Regions from separate parts of the Mus musculus genome. Here region 2 is linked to region 1. A link is a contact called in ENCODE Hi-C or POLR2A ChIA-PET data. All regions are on one chromosome and are shown on one strand. The core of a region is the stretch at or near the end of the contact, and the rest is flanking DNA. Distances in the headings are between cores, read along the strand shown.

The links. Hi-C counts contacts between places; a loop is a spot of excess contacts on that map. ChIA-PET counts read pairs that join two places held with the same protein, here RNA polymerase II (POLR2A).
Region 2: POLR2A ChIA-PET joins it to region 1 with 6 read pairs in Patski. The contact joins the promoter of Gga1 here to the promoter of Card10 in region 1. A Hi-C loop is called at or near these places in 1 of 37 maps with a recorded cell type or tissue (Patski). POLR2A ChIA-PET finds 5 or more read pairs at or near these places in 3 of 5 experiments (Patski and embryonic stem cell).

Annotation. Positions count from the first base shown.
Region 1 is chr15:78,800,161-78,806,534 of GRCm38, reverse strand. It overlaps Card10 (caspase recruitment domain family, member 10), which reads left to right and starts at 3,493. Exons shown (of 21, transcript NM_130859.2): 1 at 3,493-3,680; 2 at 3,903-4,154; 3 at 4,765-4,902. The coding sequence starts at 3,551.
Region 2 is chr15:78,874,926-78,881,299 of GRCm38, reverse strand. It overlaps Gga1 (golgi associated, gamma adaptin ear containing, ARF binding protein 1), which reads right to left and starts at 4,110. Exons shown (of 17, transcript NM_145929.2): 1 at 3,683-4,110; 2 at 178-262. The coding sequence starts at 3,725.

The DNA.
Region 1 (6,374 bases), core at 2,244-4,743:
GCTCTGACCCCAACTCTTTTCCTGTCTAAATTCCTTTCCCTTCTGTCCCATTCCTCATCCTTGAATTTGAACATTCTAGCCCACTCCTACTAGCAGGTGAGCCGGGTTGTTCCGGGAGATGGGAAGCAGAGGAAGCAACAGTGGCTGTAGAGAGGTAGATCAAAGTCTTTGCCTTAGAGAGGGTGATTTTGATCTCCGCTCTGTGGAGCCAGAAGGAAGGCAAAGGCTAAGAGCAGAGGGACACACATTCTAGGTGAGGGAAAAGCCTAGAAGTGGCCTTGAGGTGGAAGAGGCTGAAAGAGGCAGATGAGGGCCAGTGGGTGAGCAGAGGCTCTGTGTGTGTGTGTGGGAGGGGCGGGCGCATGCGGGGGAGGGGGGGGCAGCACGCACAGCTGGCCGGTTTCTAATCTTTGTATTTTCCATTTTTAGTGGAAAAACTGGGAAGGTTTAAAGTTTAAACCTGAGTGAAGTCTGGTTTGCAATGACTCTCAATGTTGCTATCAGTTTGTGATCCCAGCTACTTGGGATGCTGAGACAGGAGAATTACTTGAGCCAGGGAATTTGAGGCTAATGTGTGCAATCTAGAGAGATCTTATGGTGGCAGCAGCAGCAGCAGCAACAACAACAACAATAAAACAACAACAAAACAGCCCTCTGTCTGCTCAGTTGTAAAGACACTGTACCTCAGAGTTGGGGGTGTGGAGGAGCCTGAGGTGATGGGGCACAGAAGGGTTTGGACCTAGGGATGGGCTCCTTGATGAGTTGGGAAGAGAAATGACCTTGAAGATGGAGGTTCCTCAGCTCACATGGGCCGTACATTCCTGCACAGGGAGCACTCAGGCCATTTCTCCAAGGGGAAGACCTTTGTCCAAGAAGACATACATGGCTAAGGCCCAATATCAGTCCCCAGGGTCCCGGGTCTACTCTCCCACTGTCCTCCCCAGTTGTGTCTGACACTGCTCACCTCTTGTCACCTGCAGACAGGGAAATGGAGCCCCTGGGAGGTCTAGGACTCCTGGCCAGGTACCTGGGGACTCAGATCTCTGTCTCTCTCTGCCTTGCTTTCTTGGCACAGTGACAGGGAGAAGAATAATGGAGCAGAAGCCACAAGAAGACAGTATTGGAAGGGATGCTCAATGATAACCATCTGCCCTCCATGCTGGGAGCACCTAGGGACAGCAGACCGGGCAGGGGCATTTGTTGACAATGGAGATGTGGGTGTCCTGCTGATTACTGCCTGCTGCCAGGCTCCATAGCCACATAGGCAAGTGTGTGTGTGTGTGCATGTAAGTGTGTTTATAAATGCAACTGTGTTTGGACCATGTATGTGCATGTAAGAGTGCTATGTAATTGTGTATGTATGATTATGTCTATGTGTTGGTGTGTACCTGTATAACTGTGTGTGTCTATGAGTGTATCTGTTAGGTTGTCTGTGTATGTGTGTAAAACTGTGCTTGTGCCTTTGAGTGTGTCTGTGTAACCACGTGTGTCCATATAAATGTGTGTGCCTGTGTGTGTGCGCCTGTGAGTGAGTAAACACGGCATGTGTGTAAGCATGTATGATGTGTTTGTAGCCCTGTATATGTGTGCATCTTGGTGTGTCTGTGACTAGTAATGCATCTGTGTCCACGTGAGTGTGTCTGTGAAACCAAGTGTGTGCCTGGGAGTAAGTGTATGACCACGTGTGCACATGTGAGGTGTTTCAGGATCTCTATAGCTTCTTTAAGAGCAGGCTCTGGGACCTGCTGTGACTCTGTGACACCACGCCCCCCCCCCCCCCCCCCAAAGTCTGTTAGCTTACAAGCTAATTCCTAGTTTCAGTGCCAGATTCCTGGCCCTGGTTTTGCCTCTGATGAGAGAATAATTAACTAAAGACTCATTTTCCAGGGTTTCCTTCCCATTATCCCGGCCAAGAAAAAATATTCACAGGGCTGCGGTAGGGTGGAGCGGCTCTTTGAGGGAGGAGCTGCTCCCTGTGAGAGCCAGAGTCAGGGTATCAGGGTCAGCAGAGGAGAGGCGATCCTTGGGAGGGAGCCTAGTGTGAACCGAGCCTGGGGAGGGGAGAGAGGCCAGGGCGGATCCAGTGTGTGGCAAGTTCTTGCTCTCTCTGGGCCCCTGCTTCCTCCTTTGTAAAGGGATAGGTTTGCATTAGAATTCAGTCCTTTCTACAGAGCTGCTTCTGCAGGTGAACTGGTGATACTCCAAACAAAACCAAGTCAGCAAAAGTCTGTGGTTCTTCAAGGCTGGGAAAGGAACTAGGTTATGTAGGTAAACTAGTTTCTTTACTGCAGGGGCTGTTCAGGGGTTGTGGTCAACCTTGTTTCCTTGGGTGAGTGATGCATCTAATTCGGAAAGTATGGGTGGCTTTGGGGACCTACACATCTTTCCAGATCCTCTGTGTCCTCTTAACCCTGTTCTCGCCACCCCGAGGGCACTTTCCAGTGCCCAGAGAGCTTCTAGCATGTGACTACAGGACCTTATTGTGGGAGTATTAGTCTCCAAGGCAGAAGGGAGTTTTGACGCTGCCTTTTCAAATGTAATTGATTTTAACCACACTCCCTCCCACCCCGCAGGAACGGCCATTTAGAAATGCAAGCATCCTGGTCCCCGTGTGCCATCAACTTGACTCAGGAATGAAAGTGCAGTCAGTCTGGACACTTGCAGGGACTGACTCCCTTCTTTGGAAAGGTGCCCATGACCCCTCCCCTCTGCTGCCCACACAGGCTGTCCTGGGCTTGGTGAAAGATGTGAGCTCTTGGCAGCGTGTTCGGGAACACTGAGACTGTGGAGGGGCAATTGTCCAGGTCACCGGCAGATAAGAGGCCTAGCTGGGAACAGGATGCAAATGAATGCAAAGCTGAGACACACACAGAGAGAGACTCACAGCTGACCGGGGCTTTCAAGTGCCTAGGCACAGGGTGTTTGTGGGAGGGAGAGGCACGTGAGTAGTCTGTCTCCGGTCGAAGTCCTGCTCAACACTTGTAAGGCCATTATCCCAGAACATGGACACGTGTGAAAGTTCTGCTAGCTTCTGAGGCCCTGTCCCACACTTTGCAGATATTTCCTGAAAGACAGATATGTATTATGTGACTTTCAGCAGAGTGAATATACCTACCATGCGAGTTTAAGTGGGAATGATGGGGCTCTGTATATGAGGTCCGAGCCCAGAGCTCGCTAAGTTGGTGTGACCTGTTGACTTCAGGGCGTGTGTGGCTAGTGGAGCGGACACTTGTCGCGTTCAGGGTTCCGGGTGGCCAGCTGCACCGGGAGTCGGGCTTGTAGAGGGTGCAGGCTGGTGTTGTGCTCATGGTGGGGGACAAGGTGAGCAGCAGCGGCGGCAGTGGCCCTGGCGGTGGCGCGCGGGGTGTGGGCGCGCGCGTGGCGGCTCCGCCCCGTCGGGGGCCGGGCAGGTGTGGGAGGGCCGTGCGGACCCCGCCAGGACTGGCCCGGAGAGCCGGCGGGAAACAGGAAGCGGGGGTGGGGGGTGGGGAGGCGCGGCTGGCCCGCAGAGCGGCCGGGAGGACGACCGGAGCGCAGCGGGTCGCGGGCAATGTTGGGTGGCCCGGGAGGCCGCCGGGCTGGGGGCGGAGCCAATGACCCCGAAGGCACCGCCCCGTCGCGCCTCCGGAGCCGTCGGCCGAGCACAGAGCCGGGAGCTCAGGGCAGCTGCAGCGCCCGTGGTGAGTGCGGGGAGGACACGGGCGGGACAGCAGCGTGGGGACGTGAAAGGACGCCGACGGGACGCCCGGGAGGACGCGGGCGTGACCTCTCGGGGACCCGGGAGGGTGCAGGCAGAGCAGCTTGGGATCCCGGGAAGACGGAGCCCGACAGCGCCGGGACCCGCGGGCGACGCCCAGGTGCGGTGACCGCGGCTCCGTGCCCACCGTGCTTGTCGCCCGCAGGCTCGGAGGACGCGGCCATGCAGGGCCGGGCGGACGCGGGCGAGGCTGACGAGGAGGCTGGGGCGGGTTCGGGGTCGGAGGCCGAAGAGGACGCGCTGTGGGAGCGGATCGAGGGCGTCCGGCACCGACTGACGCGCGCCCTGAATCCGGCCAAGCTCACGCCGTATCTGCGCCAGTGCCGCGTCCTGGACGAACAGGACGAGGAGGAGGTGCTCAGCACCTACCGTTTCCCGTGCCGCGCTAACCGTACCGGTGAGCCCGCCGCCAGGGGTTTCCTCTCCCTTCCTAGGCCCGCTCCAGAGCAGACAGCTGGATGTGGTTGCCGGTGCCGATGGCGACCCCTGTGGGATCTTTACTGTGCTCTTTGACCTCTCTGGTTCTCTCTGTCCCATTTGTGTATCCCTTAAAGAATCAGTTTTTCTCAAGAGCTCAAATCCGGGCTCAGTTCTCCGAGGCTCCTCTCCCACTGGGCGTCTTTGTACCAGGACTGTCAGAGGGACTAAAAGTATCAGGGAACTTAAGTCAATGAGAGCATTTTGCCTGGGAAACGCAGGCATCCGATGCCCCCGGGCATGCGTAACGTGTGTGTGTGTGTGTGTGTGTGTGTGTGTGTGTGTGTGTGTGTGTGTGTGTGTGTGTAGGGGTTGCTGGGGACCTGCTCCAGTGCAGGTGCTCTGGGGAGGGTCTGGTGTTCCTAGCCAGGGCAGACTGAGCTTTGCTCCCTGATGTGTTGGGACAGGCCCCGGTGTGTGTCACAGCCCAAAAATCTGGGGAACGTAGGCCCTGGAGCATTGTCGGGGTGGAGAGCAGGGGCACTGGGGGAAGACCTCATCCTGACCCCTGTCACAACCTTTACCCTCAGGGCGCCTCATAGACATTTTACGCTGCCGGGGCAAGAGGGGCTTCGAGGCCTTCCTGGAAGCCCTGGAATTCTACTACCCAGAACACTTCACGCTGCTCACTGGCCAGGAACCTGCCCAACGCTGCTCCATGATCCTTGGTGAGCAATCTCAGTGGGTGCCCCATCCTTGCCACCAGAGCAGAATTTTCTTACCCCAACTGCACTGGGGGTGGTGGTGTCTGTTTTCACTATACCCATTGGACAGATGAAGAAACTGAGGCACCAACTGCAGAAGTTTACCCAGGGCCCCAGAGTTCAGAGTCCATGTGCTTAACATGACTCTCTCTCTCTAATCATCTTTATGAATGGTATGGCTAGTTTCTCATGTAAACGTTCAAGAATAAATGAGATGGCTTAGTGGATAAAGAAGCAAGCCTGGCCACCTGAGTTCACTCCCCGGGACCCACACAGTAGGAGAGAACCAACTCCTGAAAGTTGTGCATAGATGCTTTCCTTCCCCCGAGTAAATAGATAGATAGATAGATAGATAGATAGATAGATAAGTAAATGAATAAATAAATAGAAATGTAAGTTCAGGGTGGTGGTACTCGCCTGTAATACCACTCAGGAGGCAGAGGCAGGACCAGGTTTAAGGCCAGCCCAGGCTACATAGAGAGTGATAAGCAAGCCAGTTTTGATACATATCTAGACCTTGTGAGTTTTGTTTTTTGCGGTCAGTGGACAAGGCTGCTTGTCCCTAGCAGTTACTCGGGATCTGATTCCACTTGTTTGAAGAGACAGCATAGGTAATGTGTCGCGAACCTGTCTCATAACTCATTGGTGGAGTCCCTTGAGGGTGGACAAGCAGATCCTTTCAGGTTTTGTGACATTCTCTCCTCCCCGGGGGCAGCTCTGCTCTGTTCTCCTCTGAGCTGGGAGTTTCTGAAGTGGAGACTCTCAAGGAATGTATACACTGTAAGTGTCTTATGACCACAGCTCCCCCCAGCAGAGCCTGTGGGTCTGCTTTGCTTTATGAATCCCTAGCCTGATCTTGAAACATTTTTGCCAGGTAGTTCTGTAAAAATCAGGTTTCAAGTTTGCATCTTCTGGGTTTTTTTTTTTTTGTCTGTTTTTTGTTTTGTTTTGTTATTTTAGAAACAAGGTTTCTCTGTGTAGCCCTGGCTGTCCTAGAACCCCCTCCATAGACCAGGCTGGCCTCAAACTCAGAGATCTGCCTCCCAAGTGATGGGGTGAAAGGTGTTTGTCACCACAGCCCAGCCAGCTCTGTATCTTCCTAAGTGATGTAGTTCATAGCTTACTACTTAGTGAACAGTAGGTAAACAGATGGGTAGAGTGTGTTTACTATCCAGTGTCACGAAGTTTAAATAAGTTGATACAGTGTCTAGTATAAAGAAGGAAGCTAAGGAACATTAGTTACTGGTATTACTGGCATTGCTGTTCGATGAAACATTAGTTTGGTTTTCTTGTTGTTTTGTAGGAACTCTTTATGTATTACGGTTTTGAGTCCCATTATAGTTTTTTTTCCTATAGTTTTTGATTGTTTGCTTGTCCCTTAACATTGTTACCTCTTTTACTATAAAACTTTTCAAGAGTTTTGTTTTGCTTTTGGA
Region 2 (6,374 bases), core at 2,861-5,360, 74 kb before region 1:
TAAAATAAATCCAGGAAGGGCTCCCCTCAAGGGGGCGGCACCCCTGAAGCCCCCAGCAGGAAGCGCCACTGTTTTTGTCAACTGTCACTGCACTTAGAATGGGAACTGGGTCTCCAGCCTACATGGCAGGGGCACAGTGTGTTTTGTTGAGTGTGTCAGCCAAAGAGAGCCACCTACCCCTCAAAGTCTTCGTTGAGCTGCTCGCAGAAACTGTTGATGCTGGCCCAGTTCAGCTCCTTGTTCAGGGGATTTGTGGCTCTGTCTGCAGGAGCAGAGGGAGTCAGTATGGGAGAGTGGGAGTCCTGCCTCCTCTAACGCTGTCCTGCAACTGGCGCAGTTAAGAGGGGTCGAGCACATGGGACATGATTCCCTCCACTTCTTGCTGGACACCCCCACGCCTGAGCACTGACCTTCCGGTGGGATCAGTGGGCAGAAGAACACATGGCTACTGCTTACCTCGCCTTCTCCCAAAGGCCCCATCCTCAGAGACTACATCCAGGGACGGCCTCCCATGGCTGTACCCCACTACGCTGACTTTCCCATCTCTCACGCTGTTCTCAAGAGCAGCGCCCCAATCCTCCTGGTATCCATACTCAGGAGACTGAGGGGTAAGAAAAAGGCCAGGGTCCAGCCCTGGAGGAACTGTAGGCCTGGGCAGTGGGCCAAGAGAAGCTAGGCTCTTAGAGAAAGGTAAGTGACTAAGAAAGCATGGGAACCCAGCGCAGGGGACTTGGATCTGCCTGGGGCCGGGGCAGCTGCCCAGGCTGAGGGCCGCTCTGCTCAGGTAAGGACATAGCCTGGGAAAGACTGGACCCTGGGCCTCACGTCTAGTTCTGCCAGACCTTGTCCCTGGGGAGTGGCTCAGGAACACTTCTTCCAAGGGTGCCTTCTTCACTTCTGCCCACCACGGCAGCGGCTATGTTCCTAGCTATTCTTTACAGAGGGCCCAAGTGGACTATTACACAAGGCTGTGTGACTCCTGCAGAGAACATGCCTTGCTCCGCTCTCATGGATGCATGAGGGATTGGTGGCAGGGAGGATGGGGCTGGAGAAGCTGGGATGCAGGGATGGGCAACAGCACAGAGGAGCAAATAATATGAGACAGTCCCCTTGTGGAGCCCCCAACACTGCCGGGTGAAGAGCCGTGCAGTAAGAAGAACTTCTTGAACCTCTGTTTCCCTACTTGTAGAGCTGGACAGTACGCAGGCTGTGCACTGTGAGGCAGAAGTGTTCTCATGGTTCTGGGACACTTCTGCCCATGCTGCAGGCGCAGAGGACCACAGCCCAAGGGGTGGGGCTATGGAAGATCTGTGGACAGGAAGAGGCTAGGGCCCAGGATGTGGCACCTGCTCAGTTGGGGACCTATGCTATGTCTGGGGGCCTAGACACCCTCAGTGTCCGGCAGCCATTCACTTAATCCATAGTTAAAAAGAAAAAGAAAAAATACGGTGGTGGACAAAAGCTCTTCTTTCCTGAAACTCACTGGCGCAAACAGAGCATCTCTGAGTACTCAGATTAGCGATCTCAGAAGCGCTATGAAGACGGGCAGAGCAGGGGAGGGAGCAGGGGAGGGATGGAAGGAGCTGGGGCAGGCTGCTCTCTCCCGGGGGCTCAGAGGCAAGATGGATGGCCAGAGGCTGAAGCAGCATTCTTTCTGGTACCAATCTATCCCAGGAACCTTGTGGGTGACCCTCCAGTCCTTGAGAGGAACAGATGTCACCAGTGAGGCCCCCAGGGACACCAGCAACATCTCTTCTTCCTTAGGTCAGGCTGCACATTTCCCGACCTCCCAGTCCCCCACAATGGCTAAGGGACTGAACACTGGGAAGAGAGCCTGCAATCTGGAGGCAAGGAGAAGGTTCGGGGTACTGGCCTCTCAGTGACAGCTGAGAAAAAGGGCTAGAACAGGAAGTCCTCGAAGTGTCAAAGGCACGTGAGCCCCAGCAAGGGTGGAGCCAAGCAATCCGAGTCAGGAGCCAGGGAAGAGGAAACTCTGGCCAGGATCAGTTTCTCCCCAGCATTGAGCAAACGGAAGATCTTAGAACTGGAAGAGACATGACCCCACCCCTTTCCCCAACCTCCACAGTGCGTGTGCGTGTGTGTGTGTGTGTGGGGGGGGGGGCTCATCTCCCCTGGCAAGTGGCAGAGGAAAGTACTTGAGGGAGAGAGGTATTTCACAACTGGGCATGACTCTTCAGATGCTGTCCTGGCTAGTTTTGTGTCAACTTGACACAGCTGGAGTTATCACAGAGAAAGCAGCTTCAGTTGGGGAAGTGCCTCCATGAGATCCAGCTGTAAGGCATTTTCTCAATTAGTGATCAAGGGGGAAAGGCCCATTGTGGGTGGGACCATCTCTGGGCTGGTAGTCTTGGTTCTATAAGAGAGCAGGCTGAGCAAGCCAGGGAAAGCAAGCCAGTAAAGAATATCCCTCCATGGCCTCTGTATCAGCTCCTGCTTCCTGACCTGCTTGAGTTCCAGTCCTGACATCCTTTGGTGATTAACAGCAATGTGGAAAATGTAAGCTGAATAAATCCTTTCCTCCCCAACTTGCTTCTTGGTCATGATGTTTGTGCAGGAATAGAAACCCTGACTAAGACAGATGGGGAAAATATCTATGGTCCTCTTTTACCTCTGACCTCCTGAGACCCGTGCAGTACTGTATCTCATGCAGTCCATGGTCACTGTCTCCTTCTAACCACCAATCAACCCCACTGCCAGGCTGACTCTCCTCCGCCCCCCCCCCCCCCCCCAGATCGGTGAGCTCTGGGAATCAACCTTCCAGTTCAACTTCCTTCGAGGCTGGCTTCAAAGATGCTGACCATGTCGGCCCACACCACCCTGCACAGATCCTTGCTATATCTCAGACCAGGAGGTTGAGCTTGAGGATAGACCGGAAGGCTTCTCTGGGTCACATCCCTGAAAGGCCTTGGGACAGACCTGTCACTAAATGGACCAGAAGAGCCAACCTGCAGCTCCCAGGGGCAGAGTTCAGGAATGGGGTTGGCAAGGCCAAGGATCTTCAACAAGCAGTGTGGGACAGGGAGAACAGAGGATGGGGCTTGGAAGCCAGAGTTGGAGGAAGCTGTTTCGAAGGAGACAGGAAACAAGGACAGAGGCCTGGGGAGGAGGCTCAGCAGGGGCTAGGAAAGCAATCTGGGACGCAAAGCAAGGCTGGGCTTGGGTATAACGACAGAGAACTTGATTTCCTTATGGAGTCTTAGACGGGACCCTTTCAAGCACTGGGAGTTTCTCCAGGCGCGGACAGAGCTGGATCAGATGGGCCAGGGGTCCCCCCTTTCCTGGGCTGGGGGACCGAGCAGATCTAAGAAGAGCTGCGGGCACAGGGTTTGAAAGACTCAGGCCCTGAGGAAGTGGGGGGATCCCTCTAGGGGAAGACTCGAGGGTCTGCGCTTTGGTGCAACAGGCAGGGCCTTCGGGGGTCCGGGATAACTCTGCGCCACCGGGTCACCGGGGTGGGTGGGCGGCGCCCGCTCCCGGCCAGGCTGCGCGCAGCTGCCAGGGTCCGAGCGGAGCGACAGACTGGGGCGCCGCCCCTCCGGGTCGGGGGGCGGGGCGTGAGGAGGGGGCGCGCGGACCCCGCCCCGCCGGGAGAGAGAGAGGGGCCAGCCTCGCGCCCCCGGTTCCGGTTCCGGTCCGGCTCGCGCCCCTCCCGGACACTCACTGATTCGTGCCTCCAGAGTCTCCGGCTCCATCGCGGGCTCCATCCGCCACGGGCCCCCGGCCTCGGCGCCGCCCCCCGCCCCCCGGCCGCTCTCGCGGGAACTCCTCGGCTCCGCCCTCGGCCGGTTAAAGGGGCCGCGTCCACCCCGCGGAGTAGGAACGCGGCACCGGGACGCCGGGCACCATCGAGACGCGGGTGGAGCCGCCTAGAGCGTCGCCTCGTCGGCGCCCCTCCCCCTGGCGGCTGGCGGAGTCGCCGGTGGGGCTGGTCGGCGGCCTCGCAGCTCCGGGCGCTCGGGCGGGAGAGGAAGAGGAGAGCCTGGGGGTGGCGGGCGGCACCATAGAAACCCCGCGGGACCGCTCTAACTCAGTTAGCGTCACGCAGAGACCCGTGACCGCTTCCGGGACAACGCTCCGGAGCCATGTTTCTGAAGGGGTTCTGAAGTCACTTCCGGAGCCCTCAGGGGTACTTCCGCTTACGTGGGAAGATGTCAAAGTCCCTTAAAAGGGCAACTGGGCACTGTGGCCGCCGCCAACGCGATGAGGTTAAGCTAACGTTTGTTTAGCTCTTAAAGCCCTAGGCATTGTTCTGAGCAGTTTTTTCCCCTTTGAGACAAGGGCTCACTGTCTTGCTCTGGCAGTCCTGAAGCTCGCTCTGTAGAATAGGCTGGCGTGGAATTCCTGAGATCCGCCTTTTTCCGCCTCCCAAGTGCAGACATTAAAGAAGTGTGCCACCACGCCCAGCAAAGGGCTAAGTCTTTTTTTTTTCTTAACCTATGAATCTACATTCAAACCCGGGAGCCAGGTTATGAGTTTGCCTGAGGTCATTAGGGGTCAGTGCTTGCACCGAGTACTTAATTCTGCATTCAGTTTAGAAACTCCTTGCATTTGGGTTATTCGGTGCCCAGCCCTGGAGAGAAAGACAAGGCCAGATATATATCCTACAAGGTGATGATAACGCCCGCACTTATCAGACAGAGGCAGGAGGTTATCAGTTCAAGGCCAGTGTGGAATATCGTATCTCAAAGCACGTAACACTCTCAAGGTGATGGGGAAGCCAGAGAGGTGGTGGCAAAATGAGAGGTTATCTTTCCCCAAACTGGAATGGTGACGACGTCAGGCTCTTTTTTTGAGGTGGTTTAGGAGGAGGCAAAATGTGAGGTACTTTCACCCGCTTTTTCCACCCTCTGCGGTCGCCTTGGCTAATTCTCAGGAATGCCAGTTCGCTCTCTGTAGCCTCTGGCGGCCGTCGGGGGAACTGGCTACTGTGCCCTCTCCAGCGAGCCTGTGCCAGGAAGAGTTAAAGAGCATCTGAGACCAAGGAACCGGCGAATCCAGTTCCGCATGCCTGTGGCCTTGGAGGGATCAGTATTCACCTTGCAGAACCAGTTACCTCATTTCAGTCGGGTTTTCTTCTGAACCCAACTCTCAGTGAGACGTTTAATTCTCTCCTGCAACCTATAAGATACGGGAGAGGGTAACAAGATGGGCTCCGCCTGCTTTGTTTTCTTTATTTTTAAAATTGTTAATGAAATAAAACCCAACTGCAGGCCGGGCAGTGGTGGCGCACGCCACCTAGCACTTGAGAGGAAGAGGCAGGTGAATCTCCGAGTTCAAAGTCAGCCTGGTCTACGGAGCGAGTTCCAGGACCCAGGGCTACACAGAACAAAACCCAAAACAAAAACCCAAACTGCATTTGCCAAATTGATTTAAAGTCAGATCACTACTCACAGGCACTTTTGGTGGAGCGACAGAGGCAGGGTCTCCTGTAAGCCTAGGCAGGCCTTGAACGCACTATAGACTTGATCTCTGATCCTTCTTTCTCCACCTTCTGCGTGCATCACCACACCTGCAAGAGAATAGGACTTCTTGCAAGCTAAGCAACACGCTACCAACTGAGAGACATCTCCAGCTACTTCTGCCTCCATCTAGAGTCCTTATAGCCCAAGCTGGCGATTTCTGTGGTACCTAGCATTTCATATAAACATGTTAGGCAGACACATCACCACCTGAGCTCTAACCTCCAGCTGCCCCACAGTGTATTTCTTTGCATGCTTGTGGTTTGTGTCCCTCCCTGCCTCTGGGAAGTCTCATCCTGAAGCATTGCATCTGGTGAATCCCTGAGTTTCTTTTCCTGTTGCTGTGATTAAACTGCTCTGATAAAAGCAACTTAAAGAAGACAGGGTTTCCCACAATTCAAGGGGAGGAGAAATCAAGGCGGTGGCAGCTGGGCCCATCACAGCTGCAGCTGAGAAACAGGGCAGAGAGAGTGTGGAATGCACACTGCTTCCCGCCCTTTCTCCACTCACACAGTACAGGTTCCCCATCGGGGATGGTGCCACCCACAGTGGGCAGGTCTTCCCAGCTCAGTAGACTCAGGCAGGGTAATCCTCCTGAGGCACGAGCAGCAGCTCATCGACCAGGTGATTGGAAATCTGTCAAGTTCACAGAACTAGCGGGCACAGTGTCCTGAGACCTAAAATAGTGCTGGGGTCCAGAAGGTGCCGGGGTTCAGAGCATAGTGCCTCAAAGCATGGCGCCTGCCCACACTGAAGGGATCTCAGAATCGGCACAGAGCACAAGCAGACACTAAATCCTCAGCCCCAAAGAGATTTTATTTACCTAGGAGGGGACAAGCAGGGGGTCTGACTGCCTCTGGGTCAGGCAAAGTGAGCCTCAGGTGTCTCTGTGGG